Linked DNA regions of Homo sapiens: all the other regions are linked to region 2. The links are chromatin contacts, found by Hi-C or POLR2A ChIA-PET in ENCODE. All regions are on one chromosome and are shown on one strand. The core of a region is the stretch at or near the end of the contact, and the rest is flanking DNA. Distances in the headings are between cores, read along the strand shown. Region 1 overlaps SLC38A3 (solute carrier family 38 member 3). Region 2 holds the start of DCAF1 (DDB1 and CUL4 associated factor 1). Region 3 holds the start of TKT (transketolase). Region 4 holds the start of APEH (acylaminoacyl-peptide hydrolase). Region 5 holds the start of RBM5 (RNA binding motif protein 5). Region 6 holds the start of DCP1A (decapping mRNA 1A). Region 7 holds the start of MON1A (MON1 vesicular trafficking associated A).

Region 1 (3,183 bases), core at 209-2,708, 1.3 Mb before region 2:
AGCTTCTGACTGCAACCTCTATGGGTGGCAGCCTGAGCAAGGAGGGTCCAGGGCTGGGTGGGAAGGGAGGCTGAGGTGCCTAAGGTTAGGCCCAGCTACAAGCATCTGTTAGAAAACGTACCTGGCCATGGCCGGGCGCAGTGGCTCAAGCCTGTAATCCCAGCACTTTGGGAGGCCAAGGTGGGTGGATCACGAGGTCAGGAGATCGAGACCATCCTGGCTAACATGGTGAAACCCCGTCTCTACTAAAAAATACAAAAAATTAGCTGGGCGTGGTGGCGGGCGCCTGTAGTCCCAGCTACTCGGGAAGCTGAGGCAGGAGAAAGGTGTGAACCCAGGAGGCGGAGGTTGCAGTGAGCCGAGATCACGCCACTGCACTCCAGCCTGGGTGACAGAGCAAGACTCCGTCTCAAAAAAAAAAAACAAGAAAAAAAAAGAAAATGTACCCGGCCACAGGAAAGTCTACCTTCCGGCCCCAGCTGGGTCTCTCAGATCCTCCTAGACACCTCCGGATGCCCAGAACACAGAGCCACAGACCCTAGATCCCAAGGCCAGGGAGCTGGGGGCTGAGGATTAACATGGCCGGTAGTTCAGTTCTCTGGGCCATCTGCCTTCCCCTGGATATGCCCCCGCCTGCATGTCACTTCTTCAGTATTAGCCCAGTGTTGGCCACACACTGGCCACTTGCACTGTTGTGTTGTTGATGAGGAGGACATGAAAACATGGGTCTAGAGGAGGGTAAGAGGTGTCTTTTCCCTGTTCTAACACCCTCCTCCCACCTGCTTTGTCCCTAGACCCCTGACCCCAGCAATCAGCTACCACCAATTCCTATGGCTGTGCCTTGAGAACATGCAGTCCAAATGTCTCCATTGGATCTGGTTTCCCCCCTTACTAACACCTTCTCCTAGTAGGGGGCATCTTCCCTCTGAAGCCTGGAGGAGCAGGTGGACAGAGGGGTAGCTGTCCAGATGGGTACCAGACTTAGGAGGGGGGCACCCTGTCTCAGCCAAGGAGGGGAGTGGTAAAAATGAGCTGAGCTGGAACTGGGGGCAGCCCTCACCCCTGAGCCCCCAGGGATAATCACGATGGACCCTCAAGCCAGGCCAGCTGTCTCTCTCCTGAGATCTTGGCGGAGGTCAGGTAGCCTGGGCCTCAGCAATAAGCTCCAGAGGGTCTGTGCCTCCACTGGTGCAAGTCGTCACCAAGGTAAAAAGAGTGCGAAGGCCTCCCTGTCACCAGCTCACTACTGCCGACCCAGACCCACTTATGTTCCTGAGCATGGGGAAGGAAAGCAAGGCTCAGAGTCCTGGGGACTCCAAGGACCTTGATCCCTGGGCAGAGAGCTGTGCTTCCTGTAGCTGCTTGCATCAGCCGCCCTGAAGTGGCCTGGGTTCCTGGGGCTCAAAATCTTTAATTAGCCAAACTCAACACCTGCCGAGGTGTGCCTGATGAATTCTCACCAGGTGATGTTCGCGTGGGCGGGCGTTACCTGCTGCGCCATCCCTGTGGCTCCTGGCCCCTCCTGGCCCTTATCTCCCAGGAAAACAAACAGGTCCCAGGGCAATGGCCTGGGCCATTGATTTACTGCCCGGGTTCACACTACATCCATGACAGATGCCATTCTGATGACCTGCCCAAGGCCACCGTGATCTCCCCACCCTAGCTCCTGGCCACTCTCTGGGCACCCATGGACTGTTCTGGGGATGAAGGCTTTGGGGAGGCTCCTCACTCATCCCCAGCTTTGACCAAGCCTCACGGGACCCCTAGAGGACAGGGATACACTGAGGTCCTGAGCTGGGGAGTACCCTGCCCCTGGCCACACAGTGAGGCAGGGCCAAGCCCAGCCCTAGAGGGTCTACTCTGGGCTTTCACCACAGGGGATCAGGCTCTGCTGGCAGCCTTTCTTATGCAGGAGCCCTTCCCTGAGTTTACCCCGATTCCGATTCCCGGATACAAAGGAGCCTGGGAGGCCACAGGCCTGAGGGGTAGGAGCTGTCAAAAATGGGCTGGCAGCCTCAGGGAATGGCTGGGGGCTCCATGCCAGGCCAGTGCTAATCCTCACCCTGGCCCCCAGCCCCCAGCCCTCCTCCCTGCCCTGGACCAAAGTCCAGACTCCTAGACCTGGCCTTTACAGCTGTATCAGGTTTGTCTGTTGCCACAGAACCTTCCTTCAACGCTTACAGCTTGCCTCGTACTGCACCTCAGGGCCTCTGCCTATGCTGTGCTCTCTGCCTGGTACACTCTTTCCTGTTTGACACCCCAGGGTGCCTACTGGAATTTTAGTACTGGCTTCGCACCTCCTCCAGGAAGTCTTCCTTGATGCCCCCATCCTTTTTTTTTTTTTTTTTTTTTTTTTTTCTTTTTTTTTGAGATGGAGTTTGGCTCTTGTTGCCCAGGCTGGAGTGCAATGGCGCAATCTCAGCTCACTGCAACCTCCACCTCCTGGGTTCAAGCAATTCTCCTGCCTCAGCCTCCTGCGTAGCTGGGATTACAGGCATGCGCCACCAGCCCGGCTAATTTTGTATTTTTAGTAGAGATGGGGTTTTTCCATGTTGGTCAGGCTAGTCTCAAACTCCTGACCTCAGGTGATCCTGCTCTCCTCGGCCTCCCAAAGTGCTGGTATTACAGGCGTGAGCCACTGCGCCCGGCACCCCCATCCTCTTTTTTGAGACCCAGCATTATGTGGCTCACACTCAGTTGCAGCAGGAGCTATAGAGTAGTGATGAGGGTGCTATCTGGGGGGATTTGTCTCTTCCAGGCTGGAGGTCACTTAAGGAGAGATATTCTAAATCCTTTCTGGGATCTCAGGCCTGCCCAAGACCCAGCAATGACTGATCATGATTGAGTAATAGCTACCAGGCCCCAAAGGTCTAGGCCCAGCTACTGCAGGGGGGATGGGGAATCTGGAGCTCAGACCTCAGACACCTCCCACGGCCCATGCCACAGACTGTGGTCTCCCTGGAGGCAGTGCCTGGCTGCTACAGAAGGATATTAGGGCAGAGAAGGGTGTTTTGTCCAGACTGCCAGCTCAGCACACTCTGAGGGCCTGTCCCAGCCTGCCCAGGGCAGGGGGCCGAGAGAGGGCACCCCCAGCTGAGTGCAGGGGGGACTCTGGAGTAGCTCTGGACGCCAGCACTGGCACCTCTATACCCAGGTGGGACACTTGGAGGGATGCTGATGGCA
Region 2 (3,352 bases), core at 236-2,735:
AACCAGCCTGGGCAACATACTGAGACCACTGTCTCTATAAAAAATAAATGAATAAAAATAAAAAATTTTAAAACTGTATAATAGGCAGAACAGTAAAACACTGTACTCAGCAACTACGCAAGAGATACTAAGTACAAAATGATTTCCCTACATTCCCCAAATTCTCTATTATCTCTTTAACATCCAAAAATATATACCCACTCAAAAATGGGTAATGAATAAATGTTATATAGAAAACCCAAATGGTCACATCATTAAGAAAAATACTAAATAGATCCTAAAATCTAAATATACACATTTACATAAACATTAAAGGTAAACTCCAGTAAGCTGGAAAAAGAAAATGCAGGATGATATTACCAATTAACCTCTCATTCTGTACATTAACGATGCATTTTGAACAGGAAGATGCTACTAATATAAAAAATTAAGACATGTAAACTAATTAAAAGGCTTCATCAAAAAAACAGGGTAAGGAAAAACCAAGACCAACATGACATGGCCAAGGACGAGTCATTTGTGACTCAAAAATAGCTAAATACAAACACTCCAAAACTATTTCCTCAACAAATGGAAAACCAGAGCGCTGCCACCGCAGTAAGAGGAAACCAGACAGAAAACCGTCTAAGAAGTGAAGTTGTTAAGCAAACGCTTCTGACACCCCAGTTGAAAACTACTATAACCCCCGGAAATAGACTCCAGGGAAGCTTCGCGGGCACTCTGAGGTTTGACTCCAGGCTGCGGGACCCGCACACCTCTCTTTCCAACCCTTCCCTCTTTCATGGGGATGGGAGGAGCGCCCGGAAAGCTCCGCCCCCGTCGCACGGTCCAAGAGGCAGGCGGGTGCAGGGAGAGGTGGCACGAGGCCGAGAGACGGGAGAGCCCGCCCAGGTGACTGGAGCTGGAGGCGGAGACACAGTCCGGGAAGGGGCCCGCCGTATAGTACGGAAGATGGAGCCCCGCAAGCCCGTACGGAACAGAGACTAGGAGGATTGGAAGGAAAAAGAAAACAAGGGAAATGAAATGCGCCCCTCCTCCAGGTAGGGGCGGACACACCCCGCCCCCCCACTCCGGGCGGAAGAGTTACTCTCGGGAAGCTTCTCGTGGGGAGTGGAGGAAGAACGTGGAGGCCCCGCCCCCAGGACAAGAATCAGGAGGAGGAAAAGTCCTGTCAGGCCCCGGGCCCAGCCTCCCGGCAGACCGGCCCGCCCCCTCCTCGCCGGCGGCCCAAGCAGGTGCCGCCCCTCCCCCAAGCCCGGCGCCCACTCTGCCGCCCGGCCAGCCGCGCGACCTGCTTCCTCGCGCCCCTCCCGTAGAGTCGCCTCCCTCCATTTCCCACTCACCGTCCGAGGCGGCTCCGCCGCTGCCCCCCCCCGACCCCGCCAGTGGCCACAGTTCACACACACACAGCCTCAGGTCCCGCACTCACTCTCCACTCACACACACACACAGCGCGACCACGGCTCCACAGCGGCCCACATATTATGCGTCACTCGCGCGCTACGTGCACCGCGCGCGCGCGCTCGCGCCTACTTGGCGCGAGGACCGCGAGCAAGGGGCGGGAAGAGAACGCCTGCACGATCGGGGAAAAAAAAAAAAAAAAAAAAAAAAAAAAAAAAAAAATCGAAGAGCCCCGGGGACGCCTGGGAAATGAAGTTCCGCGTCTAGGGGCGGGCCCACCAGTCCCAATTGACGCATGAGCTCTTCGCCTGGCGCATTGACTTCTGGATTTGTAGTTTTTTTGGATAAATGCGAACTGCTGAGTACTCATTGGCTGCTTCGGAAGGCGGAAGTGAAAAGTGAGGGAGCCAATCCTTCTAAGACAGTACTGTAATCGCCTGATACTTTTTCAGTGTCTTGTTCTGACCTGTGTGCGCAAAGAGCCTCTGTTTTATTTGGCCATTTGCCTTATCTTACCTAGAACATACCGTGATCTAAGAAAATATTTCTCATAAACATATCAGAAATCACAGCACTCATTAAATCAGAAGGCACTGGTTGTTTTTTGTTTGTTTTGTTTTGTTTTTTTGAGACAGAGTCTCGCTCTGTTGCCCAGGCTGGAGTGCAGTGACGATCTCAGCTCACTATGACCTCCGCCTCCCGGGCTCAAACAGTCCTCCCACCTCAGCCTCCAGCTGAGACTACAGGCGCATGCCACCACACCCAGCCAATTTTTGTTTCTGTTTTGTATGTGCGTGTTTGGTAGAGACATGGTTTTGCCGTGTTGGCCAGGCTGTTCTCGAACTCCTGGGCTGAGTTCTCCCAGCCTCTTTTTTCTCTGTCTTTTTTTTTTTTTTTTTTTGACAGGGTCTCGCTCTGTCATCCACGCTGGAGTGCAGTGGCGCGATCACAGCTCACTACAGCCTCAATCAACCTCCTGGGCTCAAGCTATCTTCTCACCTCAGCCTCCCAAGTAGCCGGGGCTACAGGTGTGCACCACCACACCCGGCTAATTTTTAAAAATTTTTGTAGAGACGAAGTCCCACTGTGTTGTCCAGGTTGGTCTTGAATTTCTAGGCTCAAACGATTCTCCTGCCTCGGCCCCCCGAAGTGTTGGGATTACAGGCATGAGCCACTGCACCCAGCCTCTGTCTTTTTGTTCAAGACCTAGCCTGTAAGAATCAATAGATACTTATTGCCAGGTTATTATACGTGAGGCAGAGAAGTGAAAAATCAAAAGCTCATAGATTAAGGCAGGACTGACCTCACAGGTCACTTAATTCAATTTCTTCATGTTGTTGGGAAAAATGAGGCCCAGAGGGAGTGAGCGACTTGCCCAGCATCACACAACCAATTAACAGCAGAACCAGAGGACTCCTTACTCTGACCAGCAGTCCCTCTTGTGGGGCATAGAAGATAAACATGACCCACAGTTGAGCAGAATCTCGACCTGACAAGATCCTACCCAGCGTTCAAGGCCTTATGCAGCTCATTATCTCTCCGGGAATGCTGAGCAAGTCTCCGTGCATCTCCATGAGTCTTCACGGCAATACTGTCACATGAATACAAGACACAGCAAGCCTGCTGCTATGCTCAGGCTCGACAGCTAGTAAGGATCCTGAATCCTGGGTCCCTTGGTTTCATTCCCCACTAGATCCCATTTCCCTCTTTCCAGAAAAGGGACCATCCTCCTTCTCTTAAATGTGTAACTTGGAGCTACTGCTCCAAGCAGAGATTCTCTAATATGTGCTGGGAGCGCCACAGACATGTCACCTTTCTTCACTTCTTTCTCCTGCCACAACACACAGGTCCCTTCTCTGTGCTTCTGGAACTCTACCTCTGTCAGTAATGGCCAGTACCATTTCTTTCAACTTCAGAGCATGCTGGGCCCTGAGCCAAGTGTTCCAGCCAC
Region 3 (2,978 bases), core at 187-2,686, 1.8 Mb after region 2:
GGGAAGGTCCCGAGAAATCATCCATCACGCAGCCCTCACAACCCTGTCATGAGCCCGGAGCACTGCTGGCACTGTGGCCTCAAAGCAGCCTCCAAGTAGAGCACTGGAGTCCTTGAAACCACCCAGCGTGGTTAAGTGCCATTACTGTCCCCGCTTTACAGAGCGGGAAGCAGGCTCTGAAGTAATTCACTGACTGACCCCCTCACCCACCCCACTGGACACCTCCAGCTGCATGCACGGTGGCCCTCATTAATTATCCCTGTCTCCGCTACAGAGGAGGCTCCTTGGGTGTCCACCTTCTGGGCCAAAAGGGCTGGCCAGGGAAGGATCTTGGGGCCTAGGCACGCCAGCTCCTGCCTGGGAGATACAGCACCTGGTGGCTGGCCCTGCCCCAGGACGTCACTCCCGGCGCTAGGGCCCTGGAACTCCGTCCTTCCGGCGCTCAGCCTTCTCAGTCTCCTTGCCCTCCGCCTCCTCCCGCCCCAGGTCAAATCTTAGACCTCCTTTTCACAATGGATCCCAGGGTTCTGCACCCACGTGCCACCGCCCTCCTCCCCTCTTCCCCCAATCAGCCCCGCCGCTGCCTGGCGTCTCAGCAGCCCCCTGCTCCAAACTCGGACCCAACCCAGGGGTGGCAGGAGACAGGGGTAGGGGAGCGTAGTCTGAGGTGGGGAGAAGGCCGGGCCCCCGAGTCTCCTGCAAGAGGAATTAAAAACAGGGTCTCTAGAGTCGGACTGCTGGGGCTCAAATCAGATCTCCCTGTGTGTAACTTTGGGTAGCTGACTAACTCGGAGCCTCCGTTTCCCCATCTGGAAGGGGGAACACTCCCGGCGGCGCCCACACAGCCAGGTGGTGGAGAGGGTTAAGAGGGCCGCGTTCTGTAGAACAGCAGTAATGGTGGCCTTCCCGGCATCACCCTAGAGGGTACTTGGCGAGTCGCGAGCCCATCCCCCGCGCCACCATGCAGCTGCGCGGCCGGCGATCCGCGTGGGGAAGAGCCGGCCTGAGGCGCACGGAGGACCAGAGGCCCACGCGGCCGAGCCCGGGCGTAGGGCGAGTGTGCGGCGCAGCGGAAGCCGCCTGCAGCCCGGGGCCCTGCGAGGCGCGCGTCTCCGCCCTCCGACGGCGCCCGGGCCACCTTCCTCGTCTAGGCATCTCGCAGCGCGACCCAGAGCCCGCGGCGACTCTGGCCGCCGCAGACGCCCCCCGCCCCGCCCGAGCCGCGTCCCCGGCCGGCGCCGCGCACTCACCCAGAGCCCGCCGCAGTGGTGGCCTGGATGGAGCTGATACGTAGGCGGTTGGCCGTGTCCTTCAAGGCCTGCAGCTTCTGCTGGTCAGGCTTGTGGTAGCTCTCCATGGTGCGGCAGGCGGGGACCGGGCGCACACGCGGACACACAGAGATAGCGGCTGCTCCCGCGGCGACAGGCGGCTGCCGAGGCCGGGCGCGGGGCGGGGGCGCGTTAAGTCGCCGGGCGGGGCGGGGCGGGGATGGGAGAGGCGGGGCAGGGGGAGGAGGCGGGGCTCGGATCACCCCAGGCCTTCAGCCCCGCCCCGCCTGGGGCCGCCTCCTGCCCGCTCCCCTCCCCTAGGCGCTGGGCCGCTGCGGACTGCGAGGTTAGCAGTTAACCACACACACCAATAATAATAACATAACGAACAACTCAGGATTCGAGTCTGGGCTCCTGACTCGAAAGCCTCTCAGTCTCCCTCCTCCACACAGTCCTCCGTGGACTTGTCACGGCGAATCCCATTTTAGAGATGGACAAACTGAGGCTTGGCAAGGGCAATCAAGGTCACAAGGCTGGTGGGTGCCAGGCTTGGCCCCAGCCGACCAACCCCAGGCCCAAGAGACTGCAGGACTTAATTTTGAGACTGAGTTTCGCTGTTGTTGCCCAGGCTGGAGTGCAATGGCATGATCTTGGCTCACCACAACCTCCGCCTCCTGAGTTCAAGCAATTCTCCTGCCTCAGCCTCCCTAGTAGCTGGGATTACAAGCATGCGCCACCACACCTAGCTAATTTTGTATTTTTAGTAGAGACGGGGTTTCTCCATGTTGGTCAGGCTGATCTTGAACTCCCGACCTCAGGTGATCCGCCTCGGCCTCCCAAAGTGCTGGGGTTACAGGGGTGAGCCACCGCACCAGGCCCTATTTCTTTTTTCTAATAATTAAAAAACTTGTTTTTTCTTTGAGACGGGGTCACCCATGGTCACCCAGGCTGGAATGCAGTGGAGTGATTACAGCTGCCTGAAGCCTCAGCCTCCTGGGCTCAAGTGATCCTTCTGCCTCAGCCTCAAAAGTAGCTGGGACCATAGGTACACACTACCACGCCCGGCTAATTTTTGTATGTTTTGTAGAGATGGGGTTTTGCCACTTTACCCAGGCAGGTCTTGAACTCCTAGGCTCAAGCCATCTGCCCTCCTCTGCCTCCCAAAGTGCCGGATTATAGGTATGAGCCACCATGCCCAGCCACTCAGGGCTTTAGAGCCCTGCACAGGGGATGGGGATTATTGAAAATGAGAATAGGATAGTGGTAGCCATGACAATGCCAGGTGATGATAACTGAGAAATTACTAGGGGAAGATCCTTTACAAATTATTAGGGCCTAGAAACACTACTGACTTTTAGGGAGATTATTGGGTTTGCTTCCAGGTCTGTAGGGACAGGGGCACCCACCACTACTGTTATCAGACCCCATGGTTCCCAGAGGTATGAAGCTCCCCAGAGTGGGATTAGGGAGGGGACTTTCATCACAGACACTGTTTCATTCAATCTGCCCACCACACTTGGCCAGTGAGGTACATACTGCCTACAATGCCTATTTTACAGAGGAAGAAGCTCCATTTGACAGAGGAAAGATAAAGGCAAGACCCTCAAACGGATGGCTGGGCAGGGAGCTAAAACCCTGAGAGATCCAAGAGGCACCAGTGGCCGCCCTGTGTCCTCTGTGTCCTCCCTGCATTGCCCATACTCAGAGAGC
Region 4 (3,238 bases), core at 469-2,968, 1.8 Mb before region 2:
ACCCAGCCCGGCTAATTTTTGTATTTTTAGTAGAGACAGGGTTTCTCCATGTTGGCCAAGCTGATCCCGAACTCCTGGCCTCAGGTGATCCACCCGCCTCAGCCTCCCAAAGTGCTAGGATTATAGGCGTGAGCCACCGCGCCTGGCACTTTTTTTTTTTTTTTTTTAAGATGGACTCTGGCTGTCGCCCAGGATGGAGTGCAGTGGCGCGATCTCGGCTCACTGCAAGCTCCGCCTCCCGGGTTCACACCATTCTCCTGCCTCAGCCTCCCGAGTAACTGGGACTACAGGCGCCTGCCACCATGCCCAGCTAATTTTTTGTATTTTTAGTAGAGACAGGGTTTCACCGTGTTAGCCAGGATGGTCTCGATCTCCTGACCTCGTGATCCGCCCGCCTCGGCCTTCCAAAGTGCAGGGATTACAGGCGTGAGCCACCGCGCCCGGCCGGCCGGGACTTTTTTTTTTTTTTTTTTTTTTTTTTTTACTTAACTAGTTATCTTGAGTAAGTAATGATGCGGCTGATGGGAAAGGGGAAGCTACAGGCCAGACAAGTGGACTCTCAATCACAAGCACGCCATGGAGCAGGGAGCCAGGGCCCTGAATGTGGAAGACCAGCCAGACTCAGGTATATGGAGGGAACATCCTTACTGTCCAGCCTCTCCTGATCTCTGTTGGCACCTTAGCCCAGCCAATCCTGTACCACGTGCACAGGGAACCTGCCTGCCTAGGTTTTTTCCACAGGAAGCTCCCTGGTCCTGGGTGGAGTCTGAGCCCACCAGGCCTTTCACACCCAAGAGCTCAGGGTGAGGCCTGGGGAGGAAGGCAGGGACCCACCAGCTCACGGTCCCCAACAAGGTGCCACTGAGAAGGCTGGGTAAAGGCTGCGGGGATAGATAGCTCTTGCGGCAGGCCTGGCGACTGATAAGTCCGGGCAGCACCCTAAGAGTTGGCACCCGCCCCTCTGCCCCGCACCCCAGGGCTTTGCTTCGCGCCCTCCGCCCGGACCCTGGCCCTTCTCTTCTTCGTCTGCGTGGAACTCCCTCCAGGGCAGGGCCTGGCACTGTGTAGTGAATGTCGGCCTCGTGGTGGACCCGAAGGAACCCTACAGTCAGCCCCAGAGCCGCGGGAGATCCACGCTGCGGCCGGCTCCGCCCCGCCCAACCCTCACCCTCACGCTCACGCTCACGCTCACGCTCACGCTCACGCTCACAGGCTCCCGGCTCCACATTCCTCGCAGGGCTCCAATCCGGACCCGCCCGCCTTGCCCTTCATCCTCAAAGACTCATTGGTCCCATTCCCCTCGGGCCCCGCCCTTCGCGTGCTTGGGCCATGCCCGTCCGACCGCGCTGCTTCCGCCTTGCAGCACCCCCTCAACCCCTTCTCTCGTAGGCCCTTCTACCCTCCCCGAAGCCGGGCTCCCGGGTTCCGCTTCCACAGGGCCGCCCCCTCTCCTCCGAGATCCAACGCCTCGCCCCTCGGTAAGAGGCCCAGGACTCAGCCCACGGCCCCGCCCCCCACTTGGCTAGTCCGCCCCTGGCGAGACCCCTGCTCTCACCCACCCAGGACTTCTCGCTCCCAGGCCGGGTCCTCTCACCGTCAAGGCCCGCCCCCTGCCAACGGTCCTCACCCATTAGCCGAAGGCCCCGCCCCTCACAGATTGCCGCAGGGCAGGGGCGGAGACAGCCCGGGCCGTCCCAGGCTCCGCCCCCGGAAGCCTCACTTCCGGGCGCGAGCACGCCCCGCCTCGCCCCGGCGGCAGAGAGGAGACTATGGAACGTCAGGTGAGGGCTCGGCCCGCGGTCCCCGTGGTCCCTGCAGCCCGGGCCGGGCCTGACCCTGGTGTGTCCCCTGCGCAGGTGCTGCTGAGCGAGCCCGAGGAGGCGGCGGCTCTGTATCGGGGCCTTAGCCGCCAGCCCGCGCTGAGCGCCGCCTGCCTGGGCCCGGAGGTCACCACGCAGTACGGCGGCCAATACCGGACGGTGCACACTGGTGTGTGTGCGAAGGGGAACTGGCTGGCGACGGGGTCGCGCACTGGGGTGGGAAGGAAGGGGGTGTGGAGGGCTCGCTGCTTGACAGTGCGTAAGGGTATATAGGGAGCCGGCCTGGACTTGGAGGTTACACTCCCACAGGTCCCTGCACACAGGTGTGTGGAGGGGGGGAGGGGGCGTGCGGGGCGTTATCGAATGGCGGCCATGAGTGCACGAGATGACGGCGTAGGGGTAGAAGTCAAACCTGGGCTCAGGGCGTGGACCTTGTAGGGCTCTCCACCAACACGCCATCCCATACACATGCCAGGCTGCCCTCAAGATTCCAGGGTGGATGCTGGGGTTACTAGGGGGTTCTCTCAAAGAGGCTGTCAGCTCAGGCTCTGGAGGCCTGGACTAGGGTTGTGGCCAAGTGTTGTCCAGCCTGCAGCCAGGGTGTCAGTGTCTGGAGACAGATTGAGAGATTGGGGAAGATAGATCTAGGCCTTCCTGGGTCAGGTGGGGCTGGGGGCAGTAGCCAGGAGTAGCCAAGACAAGGTGAGCAGTCTCATGCCTCCCCTCACAGAGTGGACCCAGAGGGACCTGGAACGCATGGAGAACATTCGATTCTGCCGCCAATACCTGGTGTTCCATGACGGGGACTCAGTGGTGTTTGCAGGACCTGCAGGCAACAGTGTGGAGACCCGGGGGGAGTAAGTTTGAGGGAGGAAGCTTGTGGGCAAGGCCACAGCCGTCCGCAATGCAAGCCTTTTATGAATGCTCACCATGTGCCTAGAAGGGAGGCCAGCAGCCAGGTTCTTGCCCCCTTGGGAGCTCATTCAGTTTCTGGTGACATGGCCTGATAAGCACTGGAAGCTTGCTCCAAACTCAGCCTGGACTAGAGCCCATGGTGGCCTGGGGAGTTGCAGAGAGTAGAGTCTCTGCCTCAGGGAGGAAAGGCAAGGTGGGGCTAGAGGTGCTCCAGAAGCTGGTGTGGGGCCAGAGCCTCAAGAATCTCTCCTAAGAGGTGTGCCCAGTAGGGAGCAGGAAGGGGTTATTGCAAGATAATCCTGACCTGTGCTACCCCATGTCCACAGACTGCTGAGCAGAGAGTCTCCTTCAGGCACCATGAAAGCTGTGCTGCGCAAGGCTGGAGGCACGGGCCCTGGGGAAGAGAAGCAGTTCCTGGAGGTGAGTCTGCATGGGACCAGGTAGTGGGTGACAAGAGAGAGGCTCTGCCCCACAGATAAGGCTCTGTTAGCGGGCAAACAGCC
Region 5 (3,388 bases), core at 156-2,655, 1.4 Mb before region 2:
TAATTTTTGTATTTTTAGTAGAGACGGGGTTTAGCCATGTTGGCCAGGCTGGTCTCGAACTCCTGAGCTCAGCTGATCCACCTGCCTCGGCCTCCCACAGTGCTTGGATTACAGGCATGAGCCATCATGCCTGGCCCCTCCTTTTTATTTATTTATTTATTATTATTATTATTATTATTATTATTATTATTATTATTATTATTTTGAGACTGAGTCTTGCTCTGTCACCCAGGCTGGAGTGCAGTGGCACGATCTCAGCTCACTGCAACCTCTGCCTCCCTGGTTCAAGTGATTCTCCTGCCTCAGCCTCCCTAGTAGCTGGAACTACAGGTGCATGCCACCATGCCCGGCTAATTTTTGTATTTTTAGTAGAGACGCGGTTTCACCATATTGGTCAGGCTGGTCTTGAGCTCCTGACCTCGTGATCCACTTGCCTCGGCCTCCCAAAGTGCTGGGATTACAGGCGTGAGCCACTGCGTCCAGCCTTTTTTTTTTTTTTTTTTGAAACAGAGTCTCACTCTGTTGCCCAGGCTGGAGTGCAGTGGCGCAATCTCGGCTCACTGCAAGCTCCGCCTCCCGGGTTCACACCATTCTCCTGCCTCAGCCGCCCAAGTAGCTGGGACTACAGGCGCCCGCCACCATGCCCAGCTAATTTTTTTGTATTTTTAGTAGAGACGGGATTTCACCGTGTTAGCCAGGATGGTCTCGATCTCCTGACCTTGTGATCCGCCCGCCTTGGCCTCCCAAAGTGCTGGGATTACAGGAGTGAGCCACCGCGCCCAGCACCGGCCTCCTTTTTATTTTTTAGCGACAGTTTCTCGCATTGTCCCCAGGCTGGAGTGCTGTGACGAGATCACAGCTCACTGCAGCCTCGACCTCTTGGGCCCAAGCGAACCTCTCACCTCAGCTCCTGAGTAGCTGGGACAAGAGGTGCACGCCACCATGCTCAGTTAATTTTATTTTTTGTAGAGATAGGATCTCACTGTGTTTCCCAGGCTGGTCTCGAACTCCTGGCCTCAAGCGATCCTCCTGCCTCGGCCTCCCAAAATGCTGGCTTGTGAGTGAGCCACCACTTCACGCACGGTCTCCTTTTGAAGTAGAATTAGACAATGTTTTACACCGTGCCAGTGAAAGCAAACTGTACTCTCTACGGCGCTAGTAGCAAAAGCAAAGAATTATTAACATGCCTAATAGGAGCCCTAAAAACTAATCCAGGTCTGCAAAAGCCGATCGACAACTCTGTAGTGATTTAGAAGAGAATTGCAAGACATTAACACAGAGCGTCCTAAGTGACAGGATGGTCTGGCGACCACATTTCCCGGCAGCCCTCGCACAGCCAGGCCGCTTCGAGGATTGGACTTCTCCGCAGGAGGCGGGTGACAGGGGGAGGGGATAAGCGTGAGGTACTGTGGGTAGGAGACGGCCGTCGGCGGAGGCGCCATTTTGTGTAGCCGCCGAACCTTGTTGGAGGTTCTGGGGCGCAGAACCGCTACTGCTGCTTCGGTCTCTCCTTGGGGTAAGTGCGGCGGCTGTCTGTAACGACGGTAGGTTCTTGCCATTTGGGCTGGCCCCCAAGCCTCCCTTGTCAGCTGCCGGAGGCGACTGATCAGCTCCAGCCGGTTCTGTAGAGGGGCTAAATTACCCCAGGCGTTGGAGGGCCGCGCCCTTCCTTGTTGCCAGCTCTGTCAGTTTCCAGAGGGTGTCCAGCCAGCTCAGCCTTGGGCCTGCTTCTTTCTGGCTGTGACTTTGCCCCTTGTGGATACACGTCCCCTAATCTTCAGCCCAACGGAGCAGTGGAGCCGTCGCCTGTCCCTCGGGCACTCCTTGGGAGCTCCCTGGCAGTCTCTGGCCGCCATCCCCCGCTCAACTGCAACTGAATCGCCCTCTCCGAAAAGCTGTTCGGTGATCGCCCATCTGCGGGTTTGGAACCTCTTGGGAGGCGGGAGGGGCATGTGCGGGGAGGGCAGGCCGGACGCTGGAGTCGGTCGAGCAGGCCGTGACGCCGCCATCTCGGCCGCGAGACCCCACGGAGGTGGGTGCCGGCACCGCCCGGGAGACAAGGGGCGGCACCAGTGAATATGCCCCGGGACTTGTTTCCCCCCAGTGGTTCTTTTTCATTTATTAATTTCAACAAATCGTTGAGCATTCGCTCTAGACTAGGCTTCCAGAGACTACTGGAACTGATTTTTCGGACCTCGCGCTCATCGAACGCGGTCCAGCAGTGTGATGTCTTATTACCAACGGGGGGCGGGGGGCCGGGCTGTTCACTACTCAGTGGTTTGTAGTCATAAGAACTGGCTCAAGACGTGGTGGTTATTGTTACCTAGGAATTAGGTCGTTTCTAGCTTTGCTCTTGTCTTATGCGATACGTTATTAATGTAGTAGATTTCAGTCAGCTCAGTATCCCAGCTTCTACGAGGTTTTACATTTTTCATCAGAAGTGTTTGAATTTCATGTTGCTCCTTGTATTAATGAAGACACTTGGATTAATGTTTTAACGGTCAACTATCCCACGGAGTTGCTTTGATACAAAACCAAGGAGCTGATTGTAGCTCTGCCCTTTTTGCTTTGTAATTCTAAGGTAGGAGCAGGGAAGGAGTCTTCTGCTTGCTCCGTATTATGATTCTGTTAAATCTGGAATCTAATATTTTAAAATATGCTTAATCTTCCGGTTTTGCTCATTGTTAACAAAATGTTAGCACGATTTTAACGTTGACAGTTTGTCCCCACCACTTCCCCACCTTAGATAATCACTGTCAATGATTTGAAGGTTTGATGAAATCCCAGCCTCAGTAGTATCCAAGCTATGGAGCTGCTGACTTAAGTGATCTCTGAGATTTATAGCAATTAATCTCTCTTGTCTCCTAGAAAAAATAAAATTTGAACCTTTTGGAGCTGTGTGCTAAATCTTCAGTGGGACAATGGGTTCAGACAAAAGGTAAGTTACTACAGTACGTGGCTTTGATCTCAACATTTCAGTGGGGACTGAACTCCTTGTTTAAAATAGTTTATCAAACTAATATATGAGTGTTTTGCGCCAGGCATTGCTAACGAACACCTTTATGATCCTGTTGTCACAAACTACAGTCTAGTGAGAGAATTAAAGTACTGTGTGAACATGCTGTGATAAAGTGTAGGGTGCTCTTAGAACACATAGGAAGTATGTCTTTTTCTTGTTCACAGCCAGGAAAGCTTCCTGGAGAAAATATTCTCTGGAAGGAAGCTGAAGGATAAGAAAGAATTTTAGGCAAAGAAGGGCAGGGTAGAGTGGGTCACTGAAGGTTCCCTGTGTGGACAGCAACCTTTGCAGAATCCAGGAGATCATACAGTCTGGCACTTAGCACAGTTCCTGGCTGTGGTAAGCAATCAATGAATGCCATTTCTTGTT
Region 6 (3,125 bases), core at 42-2,541, 1.8 Mb after region 2:
TATCTCCTTCTCTTCCAGGAGGCAAAGATAAACAACGTGATTATAAAAACTCTTCATCTGAATTAACTGTTCATAAATGCCAAATGATTTTCGATAAATTACTGATAAATATAATCTATGCAACTGTATTATAGGGTAAACGACATACTACGGTCATCTTCCAGAGTTCTGTCAGTTTAAGGATTTCGTATCTTATTGAAATGTGAACTCCAGTCATTGGTGAATTCAATCCAACAAGCATTTACGTATTACTTTCTAAGTGTAAAGCCTGTAGCTGAATGAGTTAATTAGGAAGGGTCAATTACAAGAAAGTGGGAAATTATGCTTTTTAAACAACTAACAAAGCTTCAAGCAGGGGCTAACAAGAATCAGTGAACACACTGAATGTGACTTTTCGGACCCTCCCCAGTGCACGAAAGCCAGAAAGTACTGAGTCCGAGGGGAGCATTCAGAGATGACATCACCAGCATCATAGATGGAACAAAACACATTTACAGGGTCTCTCTTGTTTGTACAAAGGTCTTCGGGGATCCAGTGAACACGGAAGCCCTTTTCCTAAGTGCCTTGGAATCTTTTCCGAAACTCTGTGTAGTTCGATTAAAGCCGGACCCACCCACCCCCTCCTTCCAAGAATCGAAACTAATTGGATTTTAAACTTTAAACCCAAATGACCTCTGCGACAGGGGCTCTCATTTACGTTTGCCAGGGGGAGAGGAGGAGTGTTTATTTTATAGATAATGTACATATAATTTATCTAATAATCCGCAAAGCCTCAAACACAAGCTTTCAGGCACCCTTTTGACCCCACCGGTCTTATAACTCCCAATGTATCTGCAAAGAAGGCAGGTCGCCCACGTCCCCAGACCCGACGCCAAGGGACTGATCCTGCTCCAATCCTCCCCTCCACTGGCTTTTCCTTGGGATGTCTCGAGCCACTTCTCTCACTCCTATCCCCCAATCCCAAGCGGACCCGACACCCCTCAGGCTCTGGCTAGGCTCTTGGCCAGACCCTGGCCTCGTCTCCACCGCCCTGGCCTCTTAGTGTGCCCCCCCACCCCACAGTAACCCGCGCGGCCCCTTTAAGAGACGGCAGCGGCCGGGTGGCCGTCCTCAGGGCCAGGCGGCACTCACCCACTGGTTGGCCTTGGGGCAGAAGGTGTACAGAGCGACCTGGCCCGTGAGGTCTGCGATGCTGGTGATATAGGGGTCGTGTTGCTTCAGGGCCGCTAGGCTCATCTCCTGCCCAGCTCGACTCAGCGCCTCCATCTTGAATCCCAGAGCCTAGCCCCTCTGGTGGGGGCGGAGTCGCGGACAGGAAAGTGCCATCGAGGCAAAATTCCCCCATCTGCGTCAGTCCCCTCAACTTCCGCCTCTACGCGGGCCTCGCGGCAGGGCGGTACGTCAGCCATTCTGGTCCGCCGCGCGCACGCTCCGGGCGCCGGGTTCCGGCGTTGTCAGGGTCCGCGGCCCTACGATGTGGGCGGTGTCCAAGGCTGCGTAGTGGAGCTTGCAGGCTGGAGCTCCGGCGCTTCCTTTCCCTGAGCTAAAACGACTGGGTCCTGGGATCTGGCCTCTAGCTCGCCTGCCGAGCTCTTTCCAGGCAAAGGTTGGAGACCGCCGAAGTGCCGGCCTCGCGGTGCGCTGTCTGGCAGGGCCCGGGGCCACAGAAGGAAAACATGTCTGTGGAATGTGGAAATGCGGGACTCTACCGGGCCCGTTTAGAGAGCACAGAAAAACATGGGGGAAAGGGAGAGGCGAGAAGCCCAGAAAATTACCCTAGGTCTCAGATATGGATGTGTCGACCTAAAAGGAAGAAGACTCTGGGGCAAAATAAATGCAAGCAGAGAGTTTATTTGGGCCAAGCTTGAGGATTGCACCCCAGGAGCATAGATTCAAGTTGCCTTGAATATATACACTGATTAGCAGAAGGTACAAGTGGATTTTTTTTCTTTTTTTTTGAGACGGAGTTTCACTCTTGTCGCCCAGGCTGAAGTGCAGTGGCGCGATCTCGACTCACTGCAACCTCCGCCTCCAAGGTTCAAGCGATTCTCCTGTCTCAGCGTCCCCAGTAGCTGGGATTACATGGGCGCGCCACCATGCCCTGATAATTTTTGTGTTTATAGTAGAGACGGGGTTTCGCCATGTTGGCCAGGCTAGTCTCGAACTCCTGACCTCAGGCGATCCACCCGCCTCTGCCTCCCAAAGTGCTGAGATTACAGGCTTGAGCCACCGCGCCCGGCCCTTTTCTTTTTTTCTTTTTGAAACGGAGTCTCGCTCTTTTGCCCAGGCAGGAGTGCCGTGGCACAATCTCAAGCTCACTGCAACCTCTGCCTCCAGGGTTCAAGCGATTCTCCTGCCTCAGCCTCCCAATTAGGTGGGATTACAGGCGCCCGCCACCACACCTGGCTAATTTTTTCTTTTTCTTTTTCTTTTTTTTGAAATGGAGTTTCGCTCTGTCGCCCAGACTGGAGTGCCGTGGCGCGATCTCAGCTCACTGCAACTTCTGCCTCCTGGGTTCAAGCGATTCTCCTGCGTCAGCCTCCAGAGTAGCCGGGATTACGGGCGCCCGCCACCACGCCCAGCTAATTTTTGTATTTTTTTTAGTAGTGACGAGGTTTCACCACATTGGCCAGGCTGGTTTTGAACTCCTGACCTCAGGTGATCTGCCCTCCTTGGCCTCCCAAAGTGCTGGGATTACAGGCGTGAGCCACTGCGTCTGACCCACATAAATATTTTTGTCCAGCCCTGGGAAGAGTCCATGAAGGGTTTAATTTGTCTTGCTTCATTTAAAGCATTAAGCAGATCACTCATTTCATTGGTAAGTGTCTGTTGAGCATTTTAAAGCGTTTGAAAGAGTTAGGCACTAGCTAACAAGTAAAACAAATCATGGAGACTATAGGGAGTTCTATCCCCGCCAGACTTCTTAAAAAGCAACATTTCTTTCGTTAAAAAGGTCATGGAGGCTGGGCGTGGTGGCTCATGCCTGTAATCCCAGCACTTTGGGAGGCTAAGGTGGGAAGACCGCCTGAGGTCAGGAGTTTGAGACCAGCCTGGACAATATGGTGAAACCCCGTCTCTACTAAAAATACAAAAATTAGCCGGGCGTGGTGGCGCACGCCTATAGT
Region 7 (3,141 bases), core at 435-2,934, 1.6 Mb before region 2:
GGCCAGATCAGCTGGCCAGAGCTAGTGGATGCTTCCTTCACAATAGTTCTCCTGCCACCTGAGATCATACAGTATCTCAGCATCTCCTAGGTCAGTCTGGGGTCCAGCCAGAGGCCTGATGAAGCAAACAGCTCTCTGAATACTTACTCTGGAAACTCAGACAGGGAGGCTGAGTGAATCACAGCAAAATCCACCCCAACCCCCATTGGAGCCACAACTGTGCAACTGAAGCTCCTGGGAGGCTAGAATTGAAGAAGTTAGGCAAAGGAGGTCTCTTAGAACCAGCCCCAGATGCCCCTTCTCAGGGAACCCTTCTCAGACAACCCCTCTAGAAGCCCCAGGCCTTGCTTTTCCTAGAAGTGCCCTGCTATGCCTGTGAGCAATGTCACCAAACAAGTTGGCTCAATCAGCCCTTGTAGTGTGCCTCTCTCACTCAGGCAGCCTTGGAGCAGAGAAGGCCTTCAGAAGCCCCTCCCTACTGACTCCCTACCACTCCTGCTCCCTCTTCTTGCTTGGATAGCACTTCATTTCACCTTAACCCTTTGGAGCGGCCTGTCTGGAAAGGAGGTGCCAGGATACAGGATGTGTGGCAGACAAGGCCCAGGTGAGGCTGTGCTATGGCTGCTTCAGCAGGATGCCTACTCCATGCTGAGATCACAGTCTGGTCCTTGTCACTTCTGGCGGTTACTTCCCTCCCTGACAAAGGGTGCTCACTCTCCCTCTGCAAACTTGTGCCCAGAAAGGGTGGCTCACCCAGTACAAGGGACAACCCAGTTGCACCAGGCAAACTGGTGCAAAGTCCGGCCAGGCGCAGTGGCTCATGCCTGTAATCCCAGCACTTTGGGAAGCTGAGGCAGGCAGATCACCTGAGGTCAGGAGTTCAAGACGAGCCTGGCCAACATGGTGAAACCCCGTCTCTACTAAAAAAATACAAAAATACAAAAAATTAGCTGGGCGTGGTGGCGCATGCCTGTAATCCCAGCTACTCGGGAGGCTGAGGCAGGAGAATCGCTTGAACCTGGGAGGCGGAGGTTGCAGAGAGCTGAGATCACACCACTGCACTCCAGACTGGGCAACAAGAGTGAAACTCCGTCTAAAAACAACAAAGCAAAGACCCAAGCCCCTTCCAGGTGCTGCCCCGCTCATCCCAGTTACCTCTGTTGCTTTTTGAGAAGACTCTACCGGCCGAATATGTGTACGTTTGTTGGCGGGGCGGGGGTGGGGGAGTGGGGAGAGTCCTACCTGGCCACTGCCCCCTACCGGATCTCGCCCTCCCAGCCAAAGGATGGGTTCCAGATCTCGCCTTTTGTATTCCCCAGCTGGGGACTAGCCGGCTGAGGGACCGCAGGGAGACACAGTCTTCCCATTGCAAACGATAGCGTTGATGGCTGGAGGCCCCCGTCTTCAAGCCCCTCCCTCCAAAGATGACAGCTCTCCAGTCTCTAGGTGCCTCCAGGCCACGTGGGCTGGCAGTCAACTCACCTGTTTCTCAGAGGAGTCCAGGACGCACAGAAGGTGCCGGTCACTGCCCTCTGCCGGACCCATGGAGGGGTAAGGGTGTCCGGCCGGGGCCGGCCTGAGGGCACAGCTTCGCGGGGCCCCGGCCCCCTGCGTACACAGACATGGCCACAGCGCAGGCACCGCTCCCTCCCACCGCCCTCACCCGGCCGCCGGTGCAGGAAGATAGCTTTCGCCGGCCTCTCGCGGCCAAGGCCCAGCTCCAGCCGCTCAGCCCGACTCGGCCCGCCCCCGGGGTGCATTGTGGGAAATGTAGTCCTTAGCGTTTGGCCGCCTGCGGCGCCGAGGGACTGGTTCTGGGCTCCTAGTCCCAGCAGAGCCGTGGGCAGGTCCTGACCCGGGTCCGCGATTGCCTCATCCGGCGCCGCCTTCTAGGGGCCTGGGCGCCTCCTCCGAGTCTAGAGTCCCACACAGAACAGCCCTGGACTCTGGGCCTCTCCGTCCGAGCCAGCTAGCAGTTCATTTCAAGTGAGAGAAAGGGACGTTAGGATTGTTTCTCCCACTGATTGTGGAAGGACAGTGCAAGTTTGGGGGACTGGATAAATGTCATTAGTGGGCCCAGCCACACAGGCTGTAAAGGATGTGGGCATGCGCAAAAGTCGCACTAATTGTTTCTAAAAACATATTTGTAGCCACGTTTTAATGTATCAGTATAATGCTCTAGAACGGTAGTTCTCAACTCTGACGGCACATAGAATAAGCCGGGAAGCTTTAAAAAAAAAAAAAAAGAACTAGGACGGGCGAGGCGGCTCACGCCTGTAATCCCAACACTTGGGAGACCGAGGTGGGCGGATCACTTGAGGTCAGGAGTTCCAGACCAGCCTGGCCAACATGGTGAAACCCCATCTCTACTAAAAATACAAAAACTAGCCAGGCTTGATGGCGTGTGCCTGTAGTCCCAGATACTCGGGAGGCTGAAGTGGGATTCCAGGAGGTCGAGGTTGCTGTGAGCCATGATCATGCCCTGCACTCCAGCCTGAGCACCAGAGCGAGACCCTGTCTCAAAAACAACAACAAAAAAACTAATGCCTGGACACCAGCCCTAGAGATTTTGATTTAATTGAATTTAGAGTAGGGTGGAGTGTTGGGGAGCCAGGCATCACTATTGTTTTAAAAGCTCCCCAGGTGATTTACCATTGCAAAGAATCATTGTTTGTAATTTCCTAGACGCAAAGCAATAAAAACAACAGGAAAACAGTCAACAACAGGCTCTCCCAAAAGACCCTTATTTTTAGAGATGGTTTTAAAAAGTAAAATTAGTGTTTGGCACCACTGCTCATGTTCTTTTCTGAAGCAATTAATTCACTTTACAGCCTTATGGTTAATTCTCCCAAAAGTTAATAGGATGAAAAAAAAAGTCAGATCACTCCTCTGACTTTCCCTGCTGCTCCACAAGCACCTGGGGGCAGTGTCCTTTTCCTCTCTAAGCCCTACACTGGAGTTAGGGTAGAGCTCCGCCCCTGGGCTTTTCTTCCAGTCTCAGATGGCTGCCACTTGTAGCCTGCTTCCACAACACTGGCCTGTGACTGACATGGTGACAAAGCTGTGGCCTTTCACTGAAGATGGCTTTGCATAAGGCTATCAAGTTCTTGCACATAGTCTAAGGGAAGCTTTCTCACCCCC

What was found. A loop is a pair of places that touch in the nucleus more often than their neighbours do. ChIA-PET counts read pairs that join two places held with the same protein, here RNA polymerase II (POLR2A). Pooled maps may share reads with other maps.
Region 1: POLR2A ChIA-PET joins it to region 2 with 11 read pairs in Caco-2. The contact joins the enhancer-like site here to the promoter of DCAF1 in region 2. A Hi-C loop is called at or near these places in 1 of 50 pooled maps. POLR2A ChIA-PET finds 5 or more read pairs at or near these places in 4 of 52 experiments (CD8-positive, alpha-beta memory T cell, Caco-2, H1 and 1 more).
Region 3: a loop to region 2 is called in a pooled map, with 17 times the contacts of the local background. The contact joins the promoter of TKT here to the promoter of DCAF1 in region 2. A Hi-C loop is called at or near these places in 7 of 50 pooled maps. POLR2A ChIA-PET finds 5 or more read pairs at or near these places in 4 of 52 experiments (CD8-positive, alpha-beta memory T cell, HepG2, MCF 10A and 1 more).
Region 4: a map with no recorded cell type shows a loop between it and region 2 (17-fold over the local background). The contact joins the promoter of APEH here to the promoter of DCAF1 in region 2. A Hi-C loop is called at or near these places in 2 of 37 single-sample maps with no recorded cell type and 6 of 50 pooled maps. POLR2A ChIA-PET finds 5 or more read pairs at or near these places in 1 of 52 experiments (A673).
Region 5: a loop to region 2 is called in a pooled map, with 18 times the contacts of the local background. The contact joins the promoter of RBM5 here to the promoter of DCAF1 in region 2. A Hi-C loop is called at or near these places in 6 of 50 pooled maps. POLR2A ChIA-PET finds 5 or more read pairs at or near these places in 3 of 52 experiments (GM12878, PC-9 and activated naive CD4-positive, alpha-beta T cell).
Region 6: a pooled map shows a loop between it and region 2 (13-fold over the local background). The contact joins the promoter of DCP1A here to the promoter of DCAF1 in region 2. A Hi-C loop is called at or near these places in 8 of 50 pooled maps. POLR2A ChIA-PET finds 5 or more read pairs at or near these places in 3 of 52 experiments (HEK293, MCF 10A and naive thymus-derived CD4-positive, alpha-beta T cell).
Region 7: a loop to region 2 is called in a map of CD8-positive, alpha-beta T cell, with 7 times the contacts of the local background. The contact joins the promoter of MON1A here to the promoter of DCAF1 in region 2. A Hi-C loop is called at or near these places in 1 of 168 maps with a recorded cell type or tissue (CD8-positive, alpha-beta T cell) and 1 of 50 pooled maps. POLR2A ChIA-PET finds 5 or more read pairs at or near these places in 4 of 52 experiments (CD4-positive, alpha-beta T cell, OCI-LY7, activated B cell and 1 more).

Annotation. Positions count from the first base shown.
Region 1 is chr3:50,209,238-50,212,420 of GRCh38, forward strand. The region is part of intron 1 of SLC38A3 (solute carrier family 38 member 3); the gene reads left to right. Among named protein-coding and RNA genes, the nearest start is that of SLC38A3, 5.6 kb to the left of the region's middle. RefSeq lists an enhancer at 1-479. Within about 2 kb of position 1,459, at least 3 of the 41 ENCODE cell types and tissues checked have a DNase peak (open chromatin) inside an H3K27ac peak, as active enhancers do.
Region 2 is chr3:51,498,530-51,501,881 of GRCh38, forward strand. DCAF1 (DDB1 and CUL4 associated factor 1) reads right to left here and starts at 1,486. Exons shown (of 25, transcript NM_001387579.1): 1 at 1,344-1,486. RefSeq lists an enhancer at 936-1,035 and a silencer at 1,146-1,375.
Region 3 is chr3:53,254,586-53,257,563 of GRCh38, forward strand. It overlaps TKT (transketolase), which reads right to left and starts at 1,437. Exons shown (of 14, transcript NM_001064.4): 1 at 1,251-1,437. The coding sequence starts at 1,357. RefSeq lists a silencer at 1,034-1,723.
Region 4 is chr3:49,672,633-49,675,870 of GRCh38, forward strand. It overlaps APEH (acylaminoacyl-peptide hydrolase), which reads left to right and starts at 1,719. Exons shown (of 22, transcript NM_001640.4): 1 at 1,719-1,781; 2 at 1,857-1,989; 3 at 2,551-2,677; 4 at 3,062-3,155. The coding sequence starts at 1,770. It also overlaps a transcript of BSN not described here. RefSeq lists a silencer at 1,404-2,013.
Region 5 is chr3:50,087,514-50,090,901 of GRCh38, forward strand. RBM5 (RNA binding motif protein 5) reads left to right here and starts at 1,406. Exons shown (of 25, transcript NM_005778.4): 1 at 1,406-1,516; 2 at 2,869-2,938. The coding sequence starts at 2,922. RefSeq lists enhancers at 1,263-1,854, 1,374-1,543, 1,584-1,693, 1,855-2,445.
Region 6 is chr3:53,346,252-53,349,376 of GRCh38, forward strand. It overlaps DCP1A (decapping mRNA 1A), which reads right to left and starts at 1,292. Exons shown (of 10, transcript NM_018403.7): 1 at 1,132-1,292. The coding sequence starts at 1,266. RefSeq lists enhancers at 300-890, 891-1,481, 1,017-1,786.
Region 7 is chr3:49,928,127-49,931,267 of GRCh38, forward strand. It overlaps MON1A (MON1 vesicular trafficking associated A), which reads right to left and starts at 1,685. Exons shown (of 6, transcript NM_032355.4): 1 at 1,483-1,685. RefSeq lists a silencer at 1,392-1,741.